Linked DNA regions of Homo sapiens: regions 1 and 3 are each linked to region 2. A link is a loop called in an ENCODE intact Hi-C map of the cell type or tissue named here. Cell type or tissue: CD4-positive, alpha-beta T cell. All regions are shown on one strand.

Region 1 (8,000 bases), 300 kb before region 2:
TACTACAAATACAAAAATTAGCCGGGCATGATGGTGCACACCTGTAATCCTAGCTTGGGAGGCTAAGGCAGAAGAATCGCTTGAACCCGGGAGGTGGAGGTTGCAGTAAGCGCCATTGTACTCCAGCCTGGGCAACAGTTAGACTCTGTCTCAAAAAAAAAAACAAAAAAACACACACACAAAAAAACAAAAAAAAACACACAAAAAAAAACAAAAACAAAAAAAACAAAGCAGCAGCAACAGCACAAGGCCCAAACAATTACATCCCCGAGCCAAGGCCTGCACCTTCCCAAGCAGAGACCCAATGTTGGAATGACTTCTAAACAGCCTGGCATCCCTGGAGCAACAGAATCCAGTGGTACATGAAAGCCAACCAAAGGCTAGTGTTTGAGGAAGCATACCCATCACTAACAGCACCCTTGCTCTCCTTACAGAAAAGGGAGAAGAGATGACCAGCTAGGAACTGACTCCAAGTACAGGCAGGAAAACAATGGCTACTTAAGGATCTGAAGGCTTTTTTAGCTTCTCCTAGCTATTGCAAAAATGCACCTAGCGATGCTTCATGTAGCACCACCATGAGTGGCTTGCCTCTCAGAAGAGACAGGGACCCGTTGCCTGCGATGCACACCAACCTCAAAAGGGTGGAGCTATTTCTTCGCAGTGACAGAGCTGTTGCTACATGGAGCTATTGCTTCATTTGTAAAAGAGGTGGCTTTGGGGACAGAACTATTTCCCATCCATCAGCCAATAACAAATATTCCAAATACTTGACCTCGGTCTAACGATGTTGGAAATTATCTAAAGGAGCTTTATGCCCTTTAGAAGCTAGAATTTTCGTAAAGCTAATATATCTTGTTTTTGTTTTGGGGACAGGGTCTCACTCTGTCACCCATACTAGAGTGCAGTGGTGCGAGCTCGGCTCACTGTAACCTCCACCTCCCAGGCTCAAGTGATCCTCCCACCTCAGCCTCTCAAGTAACTGGGACTACAGGCACCCACCACCAGGCCTGGCTCATTTTTATAAGTTTTTGTAGAGATAGGGTTTCACCATGTTGCCCAAGCTGGTCTCGAACTCTAAGCTCAAGCAATCTGCCCACCTCAGCCTCCCAAAGTGCTGGTTTTGCAGGCATGAGTCACCATGTCTGGCCTAATATATCTTGTTAGCACATGAGGTGTTACCTATCAATAAATCATCCATATATATCCATATATGGACTCCTGAGGTGGGGGAAGTTTCTTTAAGTTCTTTTGTAAATGCCTAGAGATTATAGTTGGCAAATCTCTGAATCCCTGGGGGATGCATTGCCACCAATATGGAAAGCCTTCATAGGTAAACACAAAGAGATACCTTGGTTCCTCTGCTGAAGGTATAGAAAAGAAAGCTCAACATAAGTCTATTACTAAAATTAGTTAGGTCACACAATAGGAGGCTAAGAGGTTGAGTACTACAACTGTCAGACATACCAAAAATATATTTCTATCAGATTTTGTAAAAATATGTAAGCAAGCTAAACTTCTTTGTCAGTTTCCCTTCCTTTTTCATAGGTAATATAGGAAGACTATTACAAGGCAAATGTCCTTTCTTTATGATTCTCTTTCTAGTTCTCTAATTACAGGTTCAATTCCCCGTATTTGAGCTAGGGAGAGGATATAGCTTTACACATGACCATAATTTTTCTTTGGTGTAAGCTACGACAGTAGGGTCAATCAAATGATAGACTTAATGAGTCAATGTGTTTAAGAAAGACTTCAGCAAACAAGGCCTCTTGTCTGACCGAAGATGGCTACACATCCTCCAATTTGCCCAGTGGAAAGGCTCACTCAAGGTGTCCCATCCTTGTCACCAAACTTGTGGGGGCAGAAAGGAAACCAACACCCAAAGGAACATGCCAATTCAAAAAATAGAGAATGATTAGATAATTCTATTATTTAGAAAAAACCTGAATGCATTCAGGTAGTCAGCAAGTGTCTACACAGCTATGGTAGATTTTTAGCTCTATTGTTATGGAATTAAAGCTACAGTTACTATCCCTCATTCCGTTTTTAGTAAACAGCCAGAAGCTATTCAATTTGCATCAGTAGTTACGTTGAGTTTACCCTGATGGCCTGATTTTTATAATTCTTTATCAGGCTTACCCTGATGTTCTGCTATTATCATTCGTTACCACTACCTCCTGTAACCGCCCAAAAGTGTCCCCACACACACGAGGGCATGTTCAGTTTCCCACACTCCACCTCAACAACTGGCACCAGAATCGGCCCAGTTGCTCAAGCCAAAATCTCAGGAGTCATCCTGGTTTTCTCTCTTGCCACCCTGTGGCCCCACATCCAATCCATCAGCAAAAAACAGCTGGGAGCTGGAAAGGCAAGACTCTCTTCCTGTGAGTCCTTCACACCGCCTGCACCTGTCTAAGCCACCATTCCACTCCCTTTCCCACCTACAGCCTGGTGATATCTCCCTTCTCCTCTGCCTTCCCTCTTTGCAGCTCAATCTTTCTTTCCCTAGGTTATCAATTGTATAATAAAGATTATAAAATCACTCTATCCCAATAAATATAGCTTCTATCAGTCTTAATGACTGAAGCACCGCAGAATTCTCGGTTTGGAAGGGGGTTTTGCTGCTTAAAAAGTTTCAAAATCACTGCCAGAGGGAACCAGCAGCCCTTTTGTTGATAGCAGAGCCAGCTCCTCTCGCACGTGAATAAACAACCATAAATGAGACACGGCACATTTGAGCAGTCTTTTAAAATCATTTAAGCTTTAAAAATTATTTAAGACACGTTTGTTTTAAAAAAGCAATTCAAATCAAGCATTTGCAACATACCTACGATACCTCTATGGAGACTTAGCATCTACAAGACCCAGTTTGACAACTGCCAGCGCCAGGGAATAAGTGAAGTTTCTCAGCCCAAGTCACACAAGGCCCTAGCCAACCCACCTCTGCCTGCTCCCTGGGGCTCTCCTCTACCCCAGCCCTCTCTCCCTAAAGCCAGCGAGAGGCTCCGCGATTGTCCCCCCCAAATCCTTTCCCCCTTTTCGGGAATAGCAAGCGAGTCCAAGAGATGAGGTCACGTGATGCCGTCCGACCAATCTGGTGTGAGCAGAGGCCCCCATTCTTCCGGGGAGAGGGGCGGGGGCGGGGCCGGGCCGGGAGCGGAAGGAGCAGGGGTGGACAGAACAGCCTGGGGAGGGGGCGGGGACAGGGCGAAGCAGGGAGGGGAGGGGGCGGGAACAGGGCCAGGTGGGGCGGGCGCGCGTGTGGGGGGGCGGGCGCGCGTGTCGGGGGCGGGCGCGCGTGTGGGGGGGCGGGCGCGCGTGTCGGGGGGCGGGCGCGGGGGCGGGCACAGCAGGCGCAGGGTCTTTCCCACATGCTGGGCTGCAGAGTGAGGAAAACCCATCCCGGAGGAAGCTGGCGGTTAGGCTGGCTGAAGGCATTCTGCATGATGAACACAACAGTTCTCAAAAAAGTAATGATGTCATACCAGAGCAGCAGGAGGGGGTGGTCTGTGACCATGTATGCTTGATAAATTCTGGATTTAAGCAAAGTAGGCCGGCTTCTTTGTCAATAGACGTATTGGGTTATTCCCGGGGGGGCTGCAGCCGGAGCACCTCCCACTCCTTCGCAGGGGTTATTTCTGAAGACCCCCTCTTGGAGGAGCTCTGCTAGGGCCCTGCGTGCACCTGCTGCCCTGGCATCCTGGCCAGCAGCTCCGCCAGGCTCTAGTGTGTATGGCCTGGGCTACCTCCCGGTACTGTCGCCGCAGGCCTTGGGACCCGTTCCCGCCGCGAGGCTCCCGAGGTAGCCCCGGCCTCCGGTTCTTCTCAGATAGCCCCGTCGTCCAGCCCCAGAAGCGGGCACTAATGCCTTCCCTGAACGCTGAAAGTTGTTGAATGGATATGGACAATGATTAGAATCATGTAGAAAACATTAAGTGATGGTCAGTATGTTCTGTTTGGGAAATACTGAAATGTGCAACACAAGCTAGAAATAACAACATGCAGAACAGCACAACTTTGTAAGACCCGCGCTGAAGGAGGCAGCATTTGTGTGAGAGCGCCCGGCGCTGCCCAGAAGAGCTGGAACGCCCAAGGAAGGCCGCTGCTCAGCGCAGGACCCCTGGGCTCCCGGAAACGGGATAGCGTTGCTTATCTTTAAGGTAGGCTTGGGAAATACCTTGTTTCTCCGTAGTTTTGTGGGTGTATATACAGATACTCCTTGACTTACCATGGGGGTTACATCCCAGTAAACCCATCGTAAGTTGAAAATACCATAGTCAAAGATGCATTTAATACACTTGACCTACCAAACATCATAGCTTAGTGTAGCCTGCTTTTAACGTGCTCAGAGTTAGGCAAAATCCTACTTTATAGTTAAGTGTTGAATATCTCATGTCATTTATTGAATACTGTACTGAGAGTGAAAAAGAGAATGGTTGTGTGGGTACTCAAAGTAGAGTTTATATTGAGTGTGTATCACTATCACACCAGTAAGAAGTCAAAACATCATACGTCGAACCATCCTAAATTGGAAATTTGTGTGTGTGTCTGTGTGTGTGTGTGTGTGTGTGTGTGTGTGGTTTTTAACCGATAGGCAAGAGACACTTCCTAATGGCCTGTTTAATGACTCCAAATTACCTTGCGTCTCTTCATTGAGAAGGTGATTTAGTTTTCCCTAGGTGGTGAGGCACTATTTAAAAATTAATTTAAGCAACAACTCCAATAAACATGGGTTCATCTTTCAGTCTCTTATTAATCATATTCCAGAAAGAATTGAAGTTCTCTACCTGAGGCGTTTTGAAATTTTTTTCAATGTGGTTTTATGATAGTTATTTGAAATTACTTGACAGAGAGAAGACCATTTGTTATAGTTTGTGTACCAAGAGAAGTTCCAAGTGTGCCCCTGTTAAATTCCTTGAAAAGTTTTCACCTCTTGGGACAGACACTTAAAAGAAACTGAATTGGGCCCTGGTCAATAATCAATTTAAAAAGCTCTAGTAACTGAGAAAGTAAAATTCCATTTGCTCGTATGCCTGTCTTGCAAAGATCTATCAAAACTCCATGTTCTATTGCCTTTCTTTGGAATGAGAGCTGGAGCAGCTGACAGGGAAATCAATTGGTCCCCACCCTATTAATGCTTAATTAACATCGAGCTTGCTAGCATGTGAGCGCTCCCATAGGAAGGAGGCCTTGTATCAAGAGGAGGGAGCTGTGAGCACTGGCTGCTGGGGGGCTTTTGCAAGCGGCCCCCATGGATGGAGCCCAAAGGTGGAACACAGTTGCCAGTACTTTCTGGCTGACCGTGACCCCTGCAGTGTCAGGATGAGCCATATCACACCACCAGTGTCACACCAGAAGGGCACGAGGCAGCAATTCATGTGTGGTTGCACCTGCCCACCTCCCCGAGGTGGTCAAGGAAGGGGCAACATCAGAGGACCACCACTGTGAAGCCTCTGAGAAGCCATTTTTACTTCCTGCCACTGCAAAGCTCAGAATTGTGAGAGAGCCAGAAAAACTGCTGTCACCGCACACCCCATCAGAAGTGACCATAAGGGTGTTGTCTCTGCTCCAGGACAGGAGGCCCCCACGATGTGGTTGCAATAAGTGGGTGGTCCCTATGGTTGATGGTCCCTAAGTGGTGAGGTACTATTTAAAAATTAGTTAAAGCGATAACTCCAATTAAAGTGGATTCATTTTCAGCCTCTTATTATATTCTTATTGAATACAATTTATTATTTCAATGTGATTCAATATTTCAACAATGGTAGTGTCTCACCAACCACAACATGGTTGAGCCCCTTCTGGAGGGACCTTAAGGGTGTTACCATAACCAGTGTCCCATTCCAGCTGATTGGGCCCCATCCTCAGTCCCTGCTCAAGGAGGCAACACGGCTATTTGTTGCCCAGGAGAAGCAGCTTTGTGCACCTGAGTGGGCATTATCCCCAAAAGTGGCCCATAAAGTCAGCGCCCCTGACCCCCGGCCCCGTGATGGTGAGCTCCTAAGGGCGTGAGACTCTCATGCCACTGGAGGGCTTGAACAGAGGCTTAGCTGAGTGGGCCTTTTCTGTGGCAACAAAGGGCCAGAGAAGGGCCATCAGGCTTGGAGAGGGCTTGCTTACATTAGACAGCTGAGATGAGACCAAAGGAAGTGGGGGGTGCACACAGCCCTGACACTGTGGGCCTTTGCCTGCATGCAGTCTCTGCCCTGCATGGGACAGCAGCTTCCTCCACCTACAATTCCTGCAAGTCTCCCATTCTCATGGGGTGCTTCCTTTGGCTTTTTGCTTTTAGGTTTGTTTTGTTTTGTTTTGTTTTAATTTTAAGAAAAACCTGTTCAGAGCATGGGTTAATTTGCTAAAGCAATCAGGATGATTCCTTCTGAGATTCAGGGTAGAGGGGGTCATAGAAATCATGGGCCGTTCAGAGGCAAGAGGACAGGAAGCGGGCACCATGAGAGATGGAGGGAGGGGCTCATCCTGAACATGTTCCAGCCCCAGCCCACAACATTCCTGCAAAACCCCTCCTGGAATAGGGGCCACCCTGAGCCTCTGTTCCTTGCCCCACATAAGCTCAACCTTTACCAGAAGGACCACCAGATCCACGTTTGCCGGAGGGGGAGACCTACTGTTGGCTTGGACTCCAAGCAGGATGGAGGTCTTCCTGCCAACAATGCCCACGGCACAGAAAGCAGAGATGGCGGGGCCAGGTCATGATGCTGAGGGGACAGAGATCCTACAGTGTTCACTGTGCAGAGGGCATGGAGCTCCAATGAGGACTGGGCCCCTAGAGGCCACGCAGGGGCAGGTGCCAAAGTAAAGAACGCTAAGACATAGGTGGTCCTGCAGTGGGAAGCTGGCATCCAGCACCTCCACCAGGTAGGGTGTGGGGCATGAAAGAACCCAAGGAGCCAATGCAAGGACAAAGTCAATTCCAAACAGGCCACAACTACTCCTCTTGTTCCATGTTCTGATTTCCCAGGAATGGTCCAAGTTAACATCTGTCTTCCCAGTGTGATTTCATTTGCAGAATTGTCCTGGTTAAGATGATTAATCATATGATCTCTCTATTTAAGGGAGATTGGCAGGTTCTTCATAGGGAAGATATTAGTTACTTATTGCTGCCTAAATAATTATCCCAAAATACCACAGCTTAAGTTCAGGCGTGGCTTAGCTGGGCAGCTTAAGTTCAAGGTGCCTCATGAGATCACAGTGACACTATCAGTCTCACTGAAGGCTCAGCTGTGGCAGAGGGTAGGGACCACTTCCACGGGGTACTGCCATGGACTGCTGGACTGAGGGCCTCAGCTTTATACCATGGCAGTGGGCCTCTACACTTTGAGCCACTTTGGTGCCCTAGCACAGTGATCAGGAAGGGAGAGGGAGAACAGGAGAGCCCAAGACAGCCACAGTCTACTTATTACCCAATCTTGGGAGGGACATCCCATCATTTTGCCATATTCCATTCACTGGATGTGAGTCTCTAAGTCCAACCCACACTCAAAGGGAGGAGATTACATGAGGGCCGAGAAGGTGGGGTCATTGGGGGGTGTGTTAGAAACCACCAACCACCGTGAGTAAATGGGCTCTGGGCTCAGAACTTACCCATGGCAGTGCTTTGTGCCATACTGCACTGATCCCCCTTGATGCTTCTCACTCATTTCTGCTCCAGCTCGTTGCTGTTCCTCCTAGAGTTGCAGATTCAAGGGGCCTCACCAGTGACTGTGATGACTGTAAAACCCAGGCTTGTGGGTGCTATCTGGACACCAAGGAGACAGAGGCACATGGCACCACCCAGGACAAGCACTGAAGTTGGACTACCAGGTTCAAATCCCAGCTCCCCACCTTTAACTGTGTGACCGGGCCTTGGGGAAGTTATTTCAATTTTCTCTGCCCCCTGTCTATCAAGCATGGTGGTTGATAACACCTATTTTTCAGAACCACAGTGAGAATTGTGGAGATGCTCTATTTGAGATGTACAGGGTTCTCAGCTTACAGGCAGCACT
Region 2 (8,000 bases):
GAGAATCACTTGAACCCAGGAGAGGTGGTTGCAGTGAGCTGAGTCACACCACTGCACTCCAGCCTAGAAGGCTGAGCAAGACTCCATCTCAAAAAAAAAAAAAAGAAAAAAAGAAATACTGTTCTCCTGCAGCCCATAGTGGCCAGCTTCAGAGCCAAGTTTGTAGTACTGAATCCTCGGTAATGCTTGTACAGCATTTGTTATATACCAGGACTCGCTCTAAATGCTCTCTATATATCTCCTCATTTAATCCTCAGTGGTAGGCAGAATTCTAAAGATAGCAGCCCAAGATTCCCGACCCCTGTTTGTTCAATCAAATACTCATCTAGGTACTGCTATGACGGCATTTTGCACATCCAATTAGAGTCCTAAGTTAGTGGACCTTAAGTTACAGAGTAGTCCCCAGCTGACAGCCAGCAAGGAAACAAAGACCTTAGTTCTACAACTCCAAGGAACTGGATTCTGCCAGCAACCTAAATAAACCTGGAAGCAGCTTCTTCCCTAGAGTCTCCAGATAAGAGCAAAGCTACCAACACCTTGATTTTAATCTTGTAATGCCTGGACTTCTGCATACATAACTATGAGATAATAAATGGATGCCGGTTTAAGCTGCTAAGTTTGTCATACAAGAATAGAAAAACCAACCTCACAACAACCCGATGGGTACAGATGTACTATGACTGCAGGTCAGTACAGATGATGAAGGAGAGGCAGAAATGGGATAATTCACTTACCCCCACCCAGCTAGTAAGTGGCAGAACCAAGATTCCAATACAAACACCACCTCACAAAACTGAGACAGGGGCAAATCCCCTCCATATTACCTGTGCACTATGCAATGAACGGAGGGGAAGAGCAAGCTCTGCCAAGGGAGCCTTTGAATAAGCCATGAGAAAACTAGGATCAAAGGCCGGGCACCATGGCTCACACCTGTAATCCCAGCACTTTGGGAGGCCGCGGTGGGCAGATCACTTGAGGCCAGGAGTTTGAGACCAGTCTGGCCAACGTGGCAAAACCCCATCTCTACTAAAAATATAAAAATTAGCTGGGTGTGGTGGCGGGCACCTGTAGTCCCAGCAACTCGGGAGGCTGAGGCATGAGAAATGCTTGAGCCCAGGAGGCGGAGGTTGCAGTGAGCCAAGATCACACCATTGCACTCTAGCCGGGGTGATAGAGGGAAACTCTCAAAAAATGGAAAAAAAAAAAGAAAAAAAAAGAAAGAAAACTAAGATCAGCTTTCCAGAATCCTACCTCTCAGCTCACCCAGGTCAGAAATGAAAAATGCTCAGACCTAGACTTCACAGACAGGAAGTCTGCCAAGTCCCACTGGTGGGCTAGTTACAGTTTTCATGGCCCAGCTCTGCCCACTGCACAAGTAAAGGCACTGGGGTGACACCTGGCAGTCTGTGGAGGAAGAGAGGCTGGGTGTAAAGAGGCCATGTAGGCAGCTGTAGAGTGAGAGGAGACAGGAATCTCTGCCTCTCGGCAATAGGAACATCTCCCAAGTTTTTTCAATTCTTTTTTTTTTTTTTTTTTTGAGACAGAGTCTCGCTCTGTTGCCCAGGCTAGAGTCCTGTGGCGCTATCTTGGCTCACTGCAAGCTCCGCTTGGGTTCACGCCATTCTCCTGCCTCAGCCTCCCGAGTAGCTGGGACCACAGGCACTGGCCACCACACCCGGCTAATTTTTTTGTATTTTTAGTAGAGACGGGGTTTCACTGTATTAGCCAGGATGGTCTCGATCTCCTGACCTCGTGATCCGCCTGCCTCGGCCTCCCAAAGTGATGGGCTTACAGGCATGACCCACCGCGCCCAGCCTCTTTTTTCTTTTTTTGACTGAGTCTCACTCCATCATCTCACTGCAACCTCCACCTCCAAAGTTCAAACGGTTCTCGTGCCTCAGCCTCCCGAGTAGCTGGGATTACAGGGGCCTGCCACCACAGGCTGCCTAATTTTTCTATTTTTAGTAGAGGCGGGTTTCCCTATGCTGGCCAGGCTGGTCTCAAATTCCTGGCCTCAAGTGATCCGCTGCCTCAGCCTCCCAAAGTGCCGACTTTTTCAATTCTTTTTTGAGATGGAGTCTCGCTCCGTTGCCAAGCTGGAGTCCAATGGCATGATCTCGGCTCACTGCAACTTCCGACTCCCTGGTTCAAGCAATTCTCCTGCCTCAGCCTCCCGAGTAGCTGGAATTACAGGCACATGCCACCACATCCAGTTAATTTTTGTATTTTTAGTAGAGATGGGGTTTCACTATGTTGGCCAGACTGGTCTCAAACTCCTGACCTCGTGATCAGCCCTCCTCGGCCTCCCAAAGTGCAGAGATTACAGACGTGAGTCACCATGCCCGGCCGCTTTTTCTTTTTTCTCCTTTTTTTTTTTTTGAGATGGTCTCGCTCTGTCGCCCAGAGTGGAGTGCAGTGGCGCGATCTGGGCTCACTGCAAGCTCCGCCTCCCGGGTTCACGCCATTCTCCTGCCTCAGCCTCCCTAGTAGCTGGGATTACAGGCGCCCGCCACCACGCCCGGCTAATTGTTTTTTGTATTTTTAGTAGACAGGGTTTCACGTGTTAGCCAGGATGGTCTCGATCTCCTGACCTCGTGATCCGCCCGCCTCAGCCTCCCAAAGTGCTAGGATTACAAGCGTGAGCCACTGCGCCCGGCCAGCTTTCTCTTTTTCTTTTTTCAGACGGAGTCTCGCTCTGGGCTCTGTCGCACAGGCTGGAGTGCAGTGGCGCGATCTCAGCTCACTGCAACCTCCGCCTCGCGGGTGCAAGCAATTCTCTTACTCAGCCTCCCAAGTGGCTGGGATTACAGGCGCCCGCTACCACGCCCGGCTAATTTTTGTATTTTTTACTAGAGACGAGGTTTCACCATCTTGGCCAGGCTGGTCTTGAACTCCTGACCTCGTGATCCACCCGCCTGGGCCTCCCAAAGTGCTGGGATTACAGGCGTGAGTCACCGCTCCCGGCCTCAATTCTTAACCTAGCTATCAACTGCAGTGTTAAAGAAAAACGCCTCAGTCCTAAGGCACTTGGTCAAGAAAACGCTGCACTACTACAAAATGATCAAAGCAGCATTAAACTGTGGACTGTTCGGTAAGTGCGGAGCTCTAGAGACGATGAAGGGGAGAGCATCTCTGCTCAGAAGAAGCTTTCATGGGCAGCGACTGAAAGAATGAGGCCCAGAGGAATTTCTAGGAAATTTCCAAGAAAGGAAATTCAAACCCGAGAATTCCCAAGAGGTGTCTCCCACACCCCTGTTATCTGACTCTGCCATGGCCACCCTCCCCCGTCACAGGTCTCTGCGTGCCATGCACCTAGAGTCCACTTCATGGCGACTCTCCAACACCTATTTTCTCCAGGAGCTGCTTCGGACCCCGTTTGTTTTTTGTTTTGTTTTGTTTTTCTGACAGCGACAGCCCTTGGGCAACGCTAATCATTCCAAGCAAATTCTGTCATGCCAAGACCTCCCTTAACAGCACGCGCCCACTTGTTCCCAACTCTCCTGCCAATTGGGCTTCGGGAGCCTCCAAAACCAAGGCTCGGAGATGTGGAGCACACAGGGGAAGGGTCGAGCTGGGACCCACACCCGGCTCTTACACCCACACCGCCTGTTGAGCCCAAGGCTCAACTTCAACACAAAGCTCTCCTTCCCTCAATTCCTTCAACGAAGGTTAACCTTCAGCGAACACCTACCGGACCGGGACAGAGTGTACGAGCCGCGCGGGAAGGTGGCACAAAGGCATGGCCCAGAGGGGTGGCAGAAGACTCAACCGGGGCCCTCCACTCCCCAGCCTGCCCTGCCTGGGCAGAGCCGGCTGGCCGGCCCGAGTCCTGGGGCTCGCGGAGGAACGGAGATGGCCTCCGCAGGGGCTCGGGGAAGCCCCCAGGGCGCCGGACCGTCTCAGGCGCGCATCCCGCGCCACTCACCTGTGGGATCCATAGCGTCGCTCGCCTCAGAGATGGAAGCCGCCATTCCGCCACGGCGCCGAAAGTCGTCATCAAGCTGCGCGCAGAGCCACGCCCCGCGGCCGGGCGGGAAAAGCGCTTCCACCTCTTTGGGCCGTTACCTCAAAAGGCGCGTGCGCAAAGCGAAGGCCGGCCGGGCGGGGAAGAGAAATGGCGAGGCAGGAGTGCGGGGGAGGGAGTGGTCCTTAGCTGAATGCGCCTGCGTTGTGGCGGCCTCCGGCGCCCCAAGGTACTTTCTCCCCAGCAAGGAATCCGCGTGCGCGTAAGCAGTATTGTTGATTAGTGCCCCCCCCTTCCCCCCGCCCGCCCCGAAAAGCGACCCCTAGTGGTGCACCGGTGCGGACCAGAAAATTGCACGCTTTCTTGAAAGAGGCATTTACCGAGCGCCCAATGTATGCCTGGCACTGGGCTGGGTGCTGCCACCTAAGCGAGCACGACCAATGCAGTCTATCAGGGAGGCCCAGATCGCCAAGCAGCGGACCCCTGCGGTCCGCCATGCCACTCCCGGCTCCTAGAGCGCCGCTCAGCACACCGTGAGCGCCCAATAACTGTTGGGCTTCAATGACGCCGCGGAGGCGGCCCCGTCCCCGCGCTCCCGCCCCTCCCGCCAGGGCAGCCCGGGAGGCCAGACGTTGACGCTGCAGGGAGAGGGTGGTGGGCGCAGCCGCTAGGGGGCGCGGCGGGGCGGAGCGCACCTTTCCGCGGGCCGCGGGGATGGCGGCGCAGGGCGTAGGGCCTGGGCCGGGGTCGGCGGCGCCCCCGGGGCTGGAGGCGGCCCGGCAGAAGCTGGCGCTGCGGCGGAAGAAGGTGCTGAGCACCGAGGAGATGGAGCTGTACGAGCTGGCGCAGGCGGCGGGCGGCGCTATCGACCCCGACGTGTTCAAGTGAGCGGGGCGGGTGGGGGCCGCATGCTAGCCAGACACCCCCCGACCTCTGCTTTCCGGGTACGCCCGGCCCGCTGGTCGGGAGGAGCCCCCGCCCCCGTCCTTGTCGGGTCTTCAGGGAGGTGGCCGCGCCGGGCGGAGAGGGCTCACCGGCCCCGCGTCTGTCCCCGCCAGGATCCTGGTGGACCTGCTGAAGCTGAACGTGGCCCCCCTCGCCGTCTTCCAGATGCTCAAGTCCATGTGTGCCGGGCAGAGGCTAGCGAGCGAGCCCCAGGACCCTGCGGCCGTGTCTCTGCCCACGTCGAGCGTGCCCGAGACCCGAGGTCAGAGCTGGGCCCGCTGTCCCTGCCCCAGTGGCGGGGGTGGCGGGCGGGGAGGGGGCAGGCGCGGCACAGCGGCGGCGTGGCCCTGAGTGGCCAGGCCTGTCTGTCGGTCTAGGCCCAGCACCTGCAGGGCCCATCCGTGGGCTCTGCTCCTGGGCTTCGCTGCCAGCCTTAGGAGGCACGTCCAGGTCAGGTGGACGCAGAGTGCGTACCCCAGGGTGGTCCAGGCTGGGTAGGGCTCCTCCGCTTAGCTCCCCTCCACCTCTTCACTCAGGCCTTCATCCTACAACGTCGGGAATCAAGACAGTTTGGGGCTGGGCGCCCTGGCTCACGCCTATAATCTTTGGGACCCCAGGGCGGGAGGATCGTTTGAGGCCATGAGTTTTAGACCACTCTGGGTGACAGGGTGAGATCCTGTCTCTAAATGTTTTTCAAAAGACAGTCTCGATCTCTGTCCTGTGGTATACAGCATCCAGGGAAGTGCCCAGGGACCAGGGCAGGCAGAGGTCTTCCTGCCTTTACCCCACCTGGGCCCAGTTCCTGCGCAGGGGCTTGGCCAGTCCTGGTCAGCTTTCCCTCTGATGACTGCAGGAAGAGAGTCAGACGCGGAACTCCCAGGGTGCAGAGGCCTGCGGGGTCTGAAGGGCCTCCTCCCTCTCCAGTGTGGTGACTGGGCTGAGGAGATTCTGGGACTGAGAGTGTCATGGTGGAGCCTCTGTCCCTGCTCATCCTCTCCGCATGTTGCTTCTGCTCCCGATGGCTCTCTCTGAAATGCAGCACAACCTCCTAGGCCAATGGAAGAAGGCCCAGAGCTGGCTCCCTGCCTGGAAGCACGAGGAGACCCGCACAGGCATCCTGAGAAGGCGTGGAGAGCAGGCTGCCTTCATGGGGGGAGTGCCAGGGCCTGGGCACCCACACCCGCTGACCCAAGAGGGCCCGGGCACCTGCGTGCTGGCCTCTTCACTGACCTTCGCTCTGTCTGCTCTCTTTGTGTCTCTCTCTGACCTCCAGAGGCCTCCTTTCTCTCTGCCAGGAACAGTAGCCCCCCTGCAAGGCCCTCCTTTTCCTCCAGCCCGCAGCCTGCGGCCTCTCCGGTTCTGCTCCACAGCCCGGCTGCCACACACTCGCCTCTCTCTCCAGGCCCCCCGGGTTCCCTCCGCCTCTCTTGCTGCCTGTTCTCTCCTTTTGCAGGTTGCGTTTATTGGCTTATCTCTGGGGGTTGGTGCTCTCCCTTGTTTCCATGGAAACTGCCTGGCCCCAGGAGGCCCAAGCAGCTTTGAGCTCCAAGGGCAGGACCATGCAGGCCATCGCTGCCCTGCCGCTTAGCCACAGGGCACGATTTCTGACTCGGTTTATTAGAGACATAGTGTGGCAGTCTCTAGACCCCACAGTCGGGCTGGCATCTGGGGACAGGACCAACACCCCCACACCCCAGAGGCGAACTGTGGTGAGTGTAAAGAGCCCCTCTCCAAGGGAAGACAGCCGGCCAGAGTGCGGTGTGCTGTGCTGGAGAGCACAGCCCCAGGCGTGACAAACACCTCGGCCTCTTAGAAGTTGTCCCTTATCTGGACAGGAAGTCTGGAGGCTGAAACAGAGACTCCCACCTTCCCAGAGTCTCCTGGGCAGTGCCACACAGATGCCATATGCTGGCCCCGTGGCCACACTCCAGCACTCAGCCCCCTTGCCCACCTCACTCCTGAGTTAGCACACTTTCCAGGTGTCAGCAGGTGTGATCAGGGGCTCAGAGCCAGGGTCCTGTGAGAGCCCAGGGGTCTTTGGTTGCACCTCCTGCGTGCACTTCCTGACAGCGCCCACCTCACTGCCACCCAGAGCTCGGACCCAAGGGAGGGTGGAGAGGGGCTGAGGGACAGGCCTGGAGTAGGGGTGTATGCACTGCAGGCTGAGATGAGCAATTGAGGGGCAAGTGTCCAGCAGGAGGGAGAAACTGGGAACAGAGTCCTTGTCACTCCAGGGGATGTTGCTGCTCACTCAGCACTCACTCAGGGCTCTGGGAGCCAGGCCTAGCTCTCAGGGCAGAGGGTGTGGCAGGGAAGTGAGATGATCACACTCAGAGCCCAGTGAGAGGCAGTGAGGAAAACCACCAGCGAGACCAGTGTGGTGGCTCACACCTGTAATCCCAGCACTTTGGGAAGTCAAGGCAGGTGGATCCCTTGAGCTCAGGAGTTCAAGACCAGCCTGGGCAACATAGCAAGACCCCATCTCTACAAAAAATACAAAAACTAGCCAGGCAGGGCTGGGCGCGGTGGCTCACGCCTGTAATCCCAGCACTTTGGGAGGCCGAGGCGGGCGGATCTCGAGGTCAGGAGATTGAGACCATCCCGGCTAACACGGTGAAACCCCGTCTCTACTAAAAATACAAAAAAAATTAGCTGGGCGTGGTGGCAGGTGCCTGTAGTCCCAGCTACTCGGGAGGCTGAGGCAGAAGAATGGCGTGAACTTGGGAGGTGGAGCTTACAGTGAGCCGAGATCACACCACTGCACTCCAGCCTGGGGGACAGAGCGAGACTCCGTCTCAAAAAAAAAAAAAAACTAGCCAGGTGGGCATGGTGGTGGCGCCCATCTGTAGTCCCAGCTACTTGGGAGGCTGAGGTGGGAGGATCGCCTGAGCCTGAGGGGGATGTTGCCGTGAGCCAAGAGCTTGTGACTGGACTCCAGCCTGGGCAACAGAGCAAGACCCTGTCTCAAAAAAAAAAAAAAAAGAAAAACCGCTAGCAATGGAGATGGGAGGAGGCTTCAGAGCCCAGAGAGCAGCAAGGGTTACACAGGGGGGTAACAAGGGTTACAGCAGGAGGGGGGTCGGCAGAGCCC
Region 3 (8,000 bases), 190 kb after region 2:
AAAAGTTTCATTTTAGAACAAAAGACATCTCTTTTCATTGCAAAAGGGCTTGTGTTTTTATAATAGTTCCTCTTTTGCTCCTGTGTCAAATGTTTCCTTAATGAAAGCTTTGGGGAAAGTTTGGGCTATATGAATTTTTAAAATGTTTTCTGTATTTGATTTTTTAATCAGGAATGCTTTGCTTTCTATAAATGTCTTCTGGTACCTATGATCTTTGTTCTCCTCCCTCTTCTTACTTGCCCCACCCCCCTTACTCAGATAAAGGAGAAGTGGCTGAATGAGGACATCATGCTCAGGACCCTCAAGGTCACATTCCAGAAGGTACTGTGACAGGGGAGGAGGAGGTAAAGGGGCTCCTGAAAGGGGAGAGGTTTCCTCTCCTGTAAAAATGGGCATCATACTAGTACCCACTTCCTCAGTTATTGTCTGGTAGACATAAATGGAAGATGCCTAGAAGTGGGCCTGGTGTATAGTAGATGGCCAATTAATGCTTTTTTCTTTTTTTTCCTAAGTCTTTTGCTCATCTTTTTCTGTGTTTCAGGAGTCCCGTTCTGTGTACCAGCTACAGTATATGTCCTGGCCAGACCGTGGGGTCCCCAGCAGTCCTGACCACATGCTCGCCATGGTGGAGGAAGCCCGTCGCCTCCAGGGATCTGGCCCTGAACCCCTCTGTGTCCACTGCAGGTTTTGGAAATGGGCTTCAGGAGGGTCTGGTGAGGCAGAGGGGACAGAGCATGGAGGGGAGTACAGGGCATGGGGCTAGTCTTGTAGTCTGAGTGCCTATTTTGAGAACCCTTGCTCACCCTCCATGGACTGTAATTGTGAGCACTTGTTCAGCACAGACTCAGCTGGGGAATAAGCACACAGCTCTTGCTCAACAAAATGTAAGTGATTAAAAAGGTTTTCCTTGTTCAGATATAATCTGAAGATTCTGGGAATCAAGAGGCTCTGCAGGGGATCCATCAGGACCCTCACCCCCATCCCCAAATGCCCCATCTAAAAGGGGTTGTGGTCAGGACCTGACCAGGCACACTCTGATTCTCTTGTCAGTGCGGGTTGTGGGCGAACAGGCGTCCTGTGCACCGTGGATTATGTGAGGCAGCTGCTCCTGACCCAGGTACGATACAGGCATCCTGTGTGTGCAGTGTGCTGCCCATGACCACGTGTCCTGCTCAAGTGCCTTGTCTGTCTGCCCCAGATGATCCCACCTGACTTCAGTCTCTTTGATGTGGTCCTTAAGATGAGGAAGCAGCGGCCTGCGGCCGTGCAGACAGAGGTGAACCCTGGGTCTCCTAATCTTCAGGGACAGTGGCCCACTGCTGTCATTTGCCCCTGCCTTCCCTTCTTGATGGTCCCTCACCCCAACAGGAGCAGTACAGGTTCCTGTACCACACGGTGGCTCAGATGTTCTGCTCCACACTCCAGAATGCCAGCCCCCACTACCAGAACATCAAAGAGGTACAGAGGCTCCTTTCCCACTCTCCTGTCCACCATCAGCACCCTCAGAGACCAGGACCCCGAGCAGGGTCCAGCCCCCGGGACTACTGGGAGCAGGCACTGACTATGACATCCACCTGTGCCCTCCTCCAGGCATCCTTATCAGGCTCTCCCATCTTAAGCTTTCTCCCAGAGCCCCTTGAGAGGCCTGGCCAGCTTCCTCCCTCAGGAGCCTCCCCTCCTGTTTTTCTTCAGAATTGTGCCCCACTCTACGACGATGCCCTCTTCCTCCGGACTCCCCAGGCACTTCTCGCCATACCCCGCCCACCAGGAGGGGTCCTCAGGTACCCGGCTCCATCCCCGGATTCTTCCCTGCCCAATTTCTCAGGCTAACCCCTTCTTCATCCTTGGAACACCAGTCCGTTCCTTGTTCACTTCGCCAAGTGTTCGCTGGCCCTTTCTTCGAATTGAGCTCTGGGAACCCACCCCAAGATGATTCAATTATCCCAAGATGATTCATTTACCCCTTGCCTCTGCCTCTAAGGCTTGCCCTGCCTTCTGAGTTAGGCCTTTCCTGGATCCTCTAATCAAACCTTAATTCAGGTGGCTCACCCCTGTAATCCCAGCACTTCGGGAGGCCAAGGAGGGCGGATCACTTGAGCCCAGCTGGAGACCAGCCTGGTTAACATGGTGAAACCCTGTCTCTACTAAAAATACAAAAATTAGCCAGGCGTGCTGGTGAGAGCCTGTAATCCCAGCTACTCCGGAGGCTGAGGCAGGAGAGTCGCTTGAGCCCGGGAGGTGGAGGTTGCAGTAAGCCGAGATCGCACCACGGCAGTCCAGCCTGGGCGACAGAGCGAGATCCTGTCTCAAAAAAACAACAAAAAAAATTCAGCAAATAATTCTAGACGCCGCCTTCTTGTCAGGCCGCACGTTGGGTGCTGCGGACATGGGATTGAGCCGCCTTCGCAGCGGAGACTTAAGGCCCTTGTCCTTGCGGCCATCCCTTCCTGTCTTCTATGCCACTTCCGCATTCTTTTGTTCAGTAGACGTTGACACAGAAATGACCACCCCTCAAACCAACACTCTGCCCCAAATTACCCTCCAGGCTGACCCCGTTCCTCCTTCATCCCCCTAACTTGCAGGGCGCTAGGGACACAGAAGCGAGGCCTCCAACCCAAGGAGCCCTCCCTCCCATCTAGCGCACCGCCTCGGCGGGAAGGAAGCCCGTGGTTTGCGCGCTGAGCAGCCTCCCCACTCCCGCCCTGCCCAGCGCCGCCGTTTCACTTCCTCCCGGCCCTCCCTGCCTGCAGGAGCATCTCTGTGCCCGGGTCCCCGGGCCACGCCATGGCTGACACCTACGCGGTGGTGCAGAAGCGCGGGGCTCCAGCGGGCGCCGGGAGTGGGACGCAGACGGGGACGGGGACGGGGACGGGGGCGCGCAGCGCGGAGGAGGCGCCGCTCTACAGCAAGGTGACGCCGCGCGCCCAGCGACCCGGGGCGCACGCGGAGGACGCGAGGGGGACGCTGCCTGGCCGCGGTGAGTCGAGGCTTGCTCCTTCTCAGGGCATCATCCTGCTGTGATCCGCAGGGCGGAACCATCCTGCAGTGGTCCGTCAGGCCCTGGCGGCCGCGGGGACCCCAGCCGCTAGCCTGGCCACGCCCCGACGCTGATGTCCAGGCGTCCCTGGCCACGCCCCGGAAGCGCCCCCTGGCGGTCGCAGTCGCGGTCCAGGGGCAGGGTTCCTGGCAATACTTGTCTTGGCCGCGCCCAAAGGCTGGAGGCCACGTCCGGGGTGTGTGCCTTCTCCCGCCCGGCGCCCTCGGCTCTCCCCTTCGGGCCTCCGGGGAAGCGTCCCCGCTAGGGGTGGGGTCTTGGGACTCCCTGGGGCTTCCGGAGCTGACCCGTGGGGGGTCTGCTGCCCTCAGTTCCTGCTGACCAAAGTCCTGCCGGATCTGGCGCCTACGAGGACGTGGCGGGTGGAGCTCAGACCGGTGGGCTAGGTAAGTCAGGTAGAGCCTGGGTTGCTGGGACTTTGCTGCTTTGAGTGAACCCAGGAGTCTGGGGTTGATGGGGCATGGAGCTTAGTCCTGTGGATGTGGCTGCAGTGAACCAGGAGGACCTGGAGGCGGGGGGATGGCCTTCTTCATGTCTGCCAGCTTCCACACACCTCAGCTTCTCCATGAGACCCACGGCACCCTTCTTCTCCCAGGTTTCAACCTGCGCATTGGGAGGCCGAAGGGTCCCCGGGACCCGCCTGCTGAGTGGACCCGGGTGTAAGTCTAACGCCAGTTCCTGCCTGTTGCCTCTTGTGAGCTCGGACTGCTGATGCCCCGGTGCTGCTGAGCGCCGTGCGCAGAATGGAAACAGTGGGCCTGGATCAAAGTTAAAGTTTCTCAGGGTGGGAAATGTGGGGGCTTTGCCCCAATGACTGTAGCATTCAAGGCTTGAGGCTGGAGGAGGTAGCTAGGGTATAGTGGCTGGTGAGGCTGCACAGAGCAGATTCAAGAAAGAAGATCAGGAAGGGGCATGACCCCTGAGTTATGAAGGGGAGAAGGGACAGATGAGCTTCCGGAGACTGCTCTCCTCACCACACAGCACTAGTCCATCCTCAGCACCTGAGCCTCCCTCACTTGGACACTCAGGGGACCACACAGAGAAGTGGATGGACACTTCGCCATCCAGGCAGAACTAAGCCAGGCATAACCACAGCCAAGCAGATTAACCCCAGGCAGACCGATAAAAAGACCTCCAGATAGGCAGACAGACAGATGGACCACCAACCTGGACAGACAGCCAAAGCTTCAGAGATACAGTCCACAGGTGGACAAAGGGATCCCCAGCCAGAGAGAGAGAGACCAGCCAACAGCTTGATAGACCAGTGCAGCCAGAGAGACCACCAAACAGAGCCCCCAAAAGACAGACATCTCTGCTAGCTGGACAGCCAGGTGGACCCCCTAAGTTAGATTACTAGACAGATATAAACAGATCCCCTGCTGAACAGATACACAGAGTTCTCAGACCCCACCCCCACCCTCAGGTGGGCTGGCTGGCTGACAGACCTTCTGGCCAGACAGACTCCTAACCAACCAGATGGACTGCCAGACAGGCAGACATCAGCCACATGGAATCCTGACATCCCAGCCAGCCGGCCAGACTCTCATCTTGATGTCTTGATGGATGGACCCCAGCTAGTCAGACATGATCCTCCAGATTGACAGACAAGTCCCCCAAATGAGTACACATCTCCAGCTATTCAGACAGATGGACCCCCAGCAAATCAGGACCTATCTAGGCAGACCCCAGCCAGACCCCCGCCAGACAGACTCCCAACCAGACTGACCCCTTACTATTCACACAGCCTGCCGAGTAGCTGGGACTACAGGTCTAATTTTTTTTTTTTTTAAGAAATGAGTTTTTGCCATGTTGCCCAGACTGGTCTTGAACTCCCAACCTCAAGCAATCCTCCTGCCTCAGCCTCCCAAAGTGCTGAGATTACAGGTGTGAGCCACCAGGCTCAGCCCCCTAAGATTTGAAACACTTTAAATGGCCCATGGTAGGGTTCCTGCTAGGATAAAACATTAAGCGGCTGTTAAAAGAAATAAAAGGAGGACACGTCTCTGTGCACTGGTGTGGACAAATCTCCAAGTCACTGCAAAATGGAAAAAGTATAAGATGCTCTTTCCCTGAACCTCAAGGGTCCCGCCCCTCTCACTTTCAGGTCTCTGGACCTCTGACTGACACTGTGCCTGCCCAGGTCCCTGTATGCACTGCCACAGTGCCCTGGGCCCCATGTCCACCCCTGTCCTGCCCTTCTCTGGGATAGGGCTGGCCTTCCTCTGCCTCTGCCTGGCTGCATCCATGGTCGATCTCAAGTGCCTTGGCATGAACTCCACTCTCCTGCAGCCTTCAATCAAGGAATGATGGGGATGTGTACATACCCCACCCCACCCCTTGGCAGGGTGATGCTGAGGTGTGGATTTTTAACAGTTCCCAGACTTTCCCAGGAGGCTTGGGTTTGGGTGCCCACAGTGGGAGCTGGTGTGATATCATACCTTCGCCGGCCGCCTTTCCTTCCTGTTCTCTGTGCCCCTACTCCCACTCTAGAGCTGCCCCGTTTCTCTGTTTTCGTGAAAGAGCTGACCCTGTGCTGCCTCCCACTCTCCCAATGCCCCTGCCACTCCTGTGAGCCTGCTGCTGGTGAGGTCGGTGCTGACCTCTGTGTTGCTGGATAATGAGTCATCTATCTCTGGAGGAGAAGAAAGGCAGGTCCTCCACAGCCCTGATAAAATCTCCAAGTCTCCCAGTTTCGGGTCCCTCTCCTGGGATGCAGACCCACTGCCTGCCCAGCTGGTACGATCCACATGCCCTCTTCTTGGGAATAGGGGCATGGGAAAGTGACTAAAGATACTGTTCTGGCTGCTGTGTTCACTGTGAGTAATAAACTGTCCATTTCTCCGATTCAGAGGTCTGTTTTTCCTTTTTTTCTTCCCCAAAGATGGAGTCTTGCTCTGTCGCCCAGGCTGGAGTACAATGTCGCAATCTTGGCTCACTACAACCTCTGTCTCCGCCTCCCAGGTTCAAGCAATTCTTCTGCCTCAGCCTCTCAAGTAGCTGGGATTAAACGCGTGTACCACTATGCCCAGCTAATATTTGTATTTTTAGTAGAGATGGGGTTTCACCACGTTGGCAAGGCTGGTCTCGAACTCCTGACCTCGTGATCTACCTGCCCCTGCCTCACGAAGTGCTGGGATTACTGGCGTGAGTCACTGCTCCCGGCCTTGGTCTGGTGTTTTATACACATGTGCATGTGATGTGGAGCTGTGCAGGCCACCTTGTCAGCATGCGAGGAGGGTCCAGTCTCTGCGCCTTCTTGGTTTCTGACTTCACACCCAGTAGCCTCACTCCTGGCCCAGCATGGCAAGCACAGTTTCCACTCAGGCATTTGCCCTGGTTATTCTCTCTGCCTTGGATACTTTTCTCCTAGATTCTGCCTCTAATATATTTGAACATTTACCTCTTAATATTGTTTCCTGTCTCTCCTGATCAGAATGTAAGCTGCGTGAGGGCAGGAGTTTTTGTTTGGTTTACAGCTACTGTCCCAGCTCCGAGAACAGTGCTGACACTTAGGAAGTGTGCAGGCTGATTTATCTCACACCATTTACTCCGGGTTTCCTCACTTCTAGTAAAGTATGACACCTTGTCTCAAATATTCTTTTCCTCTTTCCAGACCCATGTCTTTGCTCATGTAGATCACTACTTCAGGCTGACATAAAAACCGTTCTCTTGTTAAGAAAGCTCAGCAATGGGAGAGGCAATCCTCCACCCGTCTCTTGCTCTCCTACAGGTCTTTCCTGGAGGTAGTGGGTTGAATGGTGGCCCCCAAAAAGATAGGTCCAAGTCCTAACTTCTAGAACCTGTGAATGCGACCTTATTTGGAAAAAGGGTCTTTGCAAATGTAATTAAAACACCTGGAGATGAAATCATCCTGTATTTAGGATGGGCCCTAAACCCAATGATGTCTTTATAAGAGAAAAGAGAGAGAGACGCAGAGACAAAGAGAAGAAGGTCATTGAGATGGAGGCAGAGATGGGGATGAAGTGTCTGCAAACCAAGGAATGCCAAAGATTGCCAGCAAACCACCAGGGGCCAGGAGAGAGGCCTGGCCGATTCTCCCTCACAGACAGTAGAGGGAACCACCCTGCTGACCCGTCAGTTTCAGGCTTTGGGACCTCAGAACTGTAAGAGAATAAACATGTTTTGAGCCACACGGTTTATAGTCATTTGTTATGGCAGCCACAGGAAACTCACACACTGGGTATCCAGGAATGCAAGGCCTGGCCGCTCCTGAACTGGGCATCTCAGAGCTGTGTTTGCAATAGGACACTGCAGCAGGTGATGTTTCCTTCTGGATATGCCCTGAGCTCAGGGCTCCTCTTCTGCAGTGCAGCCCACTGGGTGCACAGCATCTGTCTGGGCTCTCACAAACCCCCATGGGATGTGGGGGTCAATGGGACCGTTGCAGGCACCATACTCGTGTTGCTTTGTTTCTGACCCAGTAGGAACAGTGAAGGCTCAGCTGTCAGTTTCCAAGTAGGATCGGATCTGATGATGCCTCCTTTTCACAGGAGTTAGTTACTTCTCCTTTTCTGCTTTCAACATCCCCTGCCTTGACTTCTCTCCTTTGTATGGCATTTGTTTGTCTTAGACCGTGACGTCCTGAGAGAAAACTAGGCCCCATTTGTGGTTAGGTTGGTTTCCAATCTCAGGGGCAGAGAGCTGCTTTACATAATTGATGAAAACTTTGTTTCTGTTTCCTAACTCTCGATTCAGTGCTTTTTTCACATACTCCCAAGCTTACATGTCCTTGCTACCTTCAGAAACAAAACATGGTATTAAAAGTTGCTGCTGGATATTGGGCAGCTGATATCTGACCTCATGAAGCAGAAGGGGAGGGTGAGGAATTGCCACTTGCAATAGGGATCCCCTGAGCTTCCCTGATACTAACATGGTGGGGGGGGGGGCTTGATAAAAAACAAAGGGCAGGCTCAAGAGCTCAGGG

What was found. A loop is a pair of places that touch in the nucleus more often than their neighbours do. Peaks named below come from ENCODE experiments on the same cell type or tissue, not always from the same donor. Only the 100,000 strongest peaks of a DNase experiment are listed, where the experiment ranks them.
Region 1: a loop joins it to region 2, with 4 times the contacts of the local background. A loop is called at or near these places in 7 of 110 quality-filtered maps.
Region 3: a loop joins it to region 2, with 2.7 times the contacts of the local background. A loop is called at or near these places in 4 of 110 quality-filtered maps.

Annotation. Positions count from the first base shown.
Region 1 is chr2:129,874,510-129,882,509 of GRCh38, forward strand. LINC02572 (long intergenic non-protein coding RNA 2572) reads right to left here and starts at 2,982. Exons shown (of 6, transcript NR_149127.1): 1 at 2,939-2,982. It overlaps LOC105373616 (a long non-coding RNA gene), which reads left to right and starts at 3,370. Exons shown (of 3, transcript XR_923328.3): 1 at 3,370-4,157; 2 at 7,667-7,818. RefSeq lists enhancers at 2,927-3,221, 3,242-3,798, 3,799-4,354, 6,232-6,732. In CD4-positive, alpha-beta T cell, no CTCF peak of the experiment used is centred here; a DNase peak (open chromatin) is centred at 3,142; H3K4me3 peaks cover 1,544 bases; H3K27ac peaks cover 889 bases.
Region 2 is chr2:130,177,605-130,185,604 of GRCh38, forward strand. It overlaps SMPD4 (sphingomyelin phosphodiesterase 4), which reads right to left and starts at 3,998. Exons shown (of 20, transcript NM_017951.5): 1 at 3,926-3,998. It overlaps MZT2B (mitotic spindle organizing protein 2B), which reads left to right and starts at 4,658. Exons shown (of 3, transcript NM_025029.5): 1 at 4,658-4,848; 2 at 5,023-5,171. The coding sequence starts at 4,679. RefSeq lists enhancers at 2,910-3,706, 5,607-6,343, 6,344-7,080 and silencers at 3,754-3,893, 4,404-4,913. In CD4-positive, alpha-beta T cell, CTCF peaks have their summits at 4,368 and 4,569; DNase peaks (open chromatin) are centred at 4,097, 4,577 and 5,689; H3K4me3 peaks cover 2,901 bases; H3K27ac peaks cover 1,226 bases.
Region 3 is chr2:130,369,507-130,377,506 of GRCh38, forward strand. PTPN18 (protein tyrosine phosphatase non-receptor type 18) reads left to right here. Exons shown (of 15, transcript NM_014369.4): 7 at 259-321; 8 at 542-684; 9 at 1,051-1,117; 10 at 1,199-1,276; 11 at 1,369-1,458; 12 at 1,693-1,781; 13 at 2,751-2,977; 14 at 3,367-3,441; 15 at 3,651-5,899. The coding sequence ends at 3,718. Among named protein-coding and RNA genes, the nearest start is that of PTPN18, 17 kb to the left of the region's middle. RefSeq lists an enhancer at 2,324-2,951 and a silencer at 2,678-3,427. In CD4-positive, alpha-beta T cell, a CTCF peak has its summit at 3,135 (motif pointing left); DNase peaks (open chromatin) are centred at 1,195, 2,735 and 3,135; H3K4me3 peaks cover 2,898 bases; H3K27ac peaks cover 4,230 bases.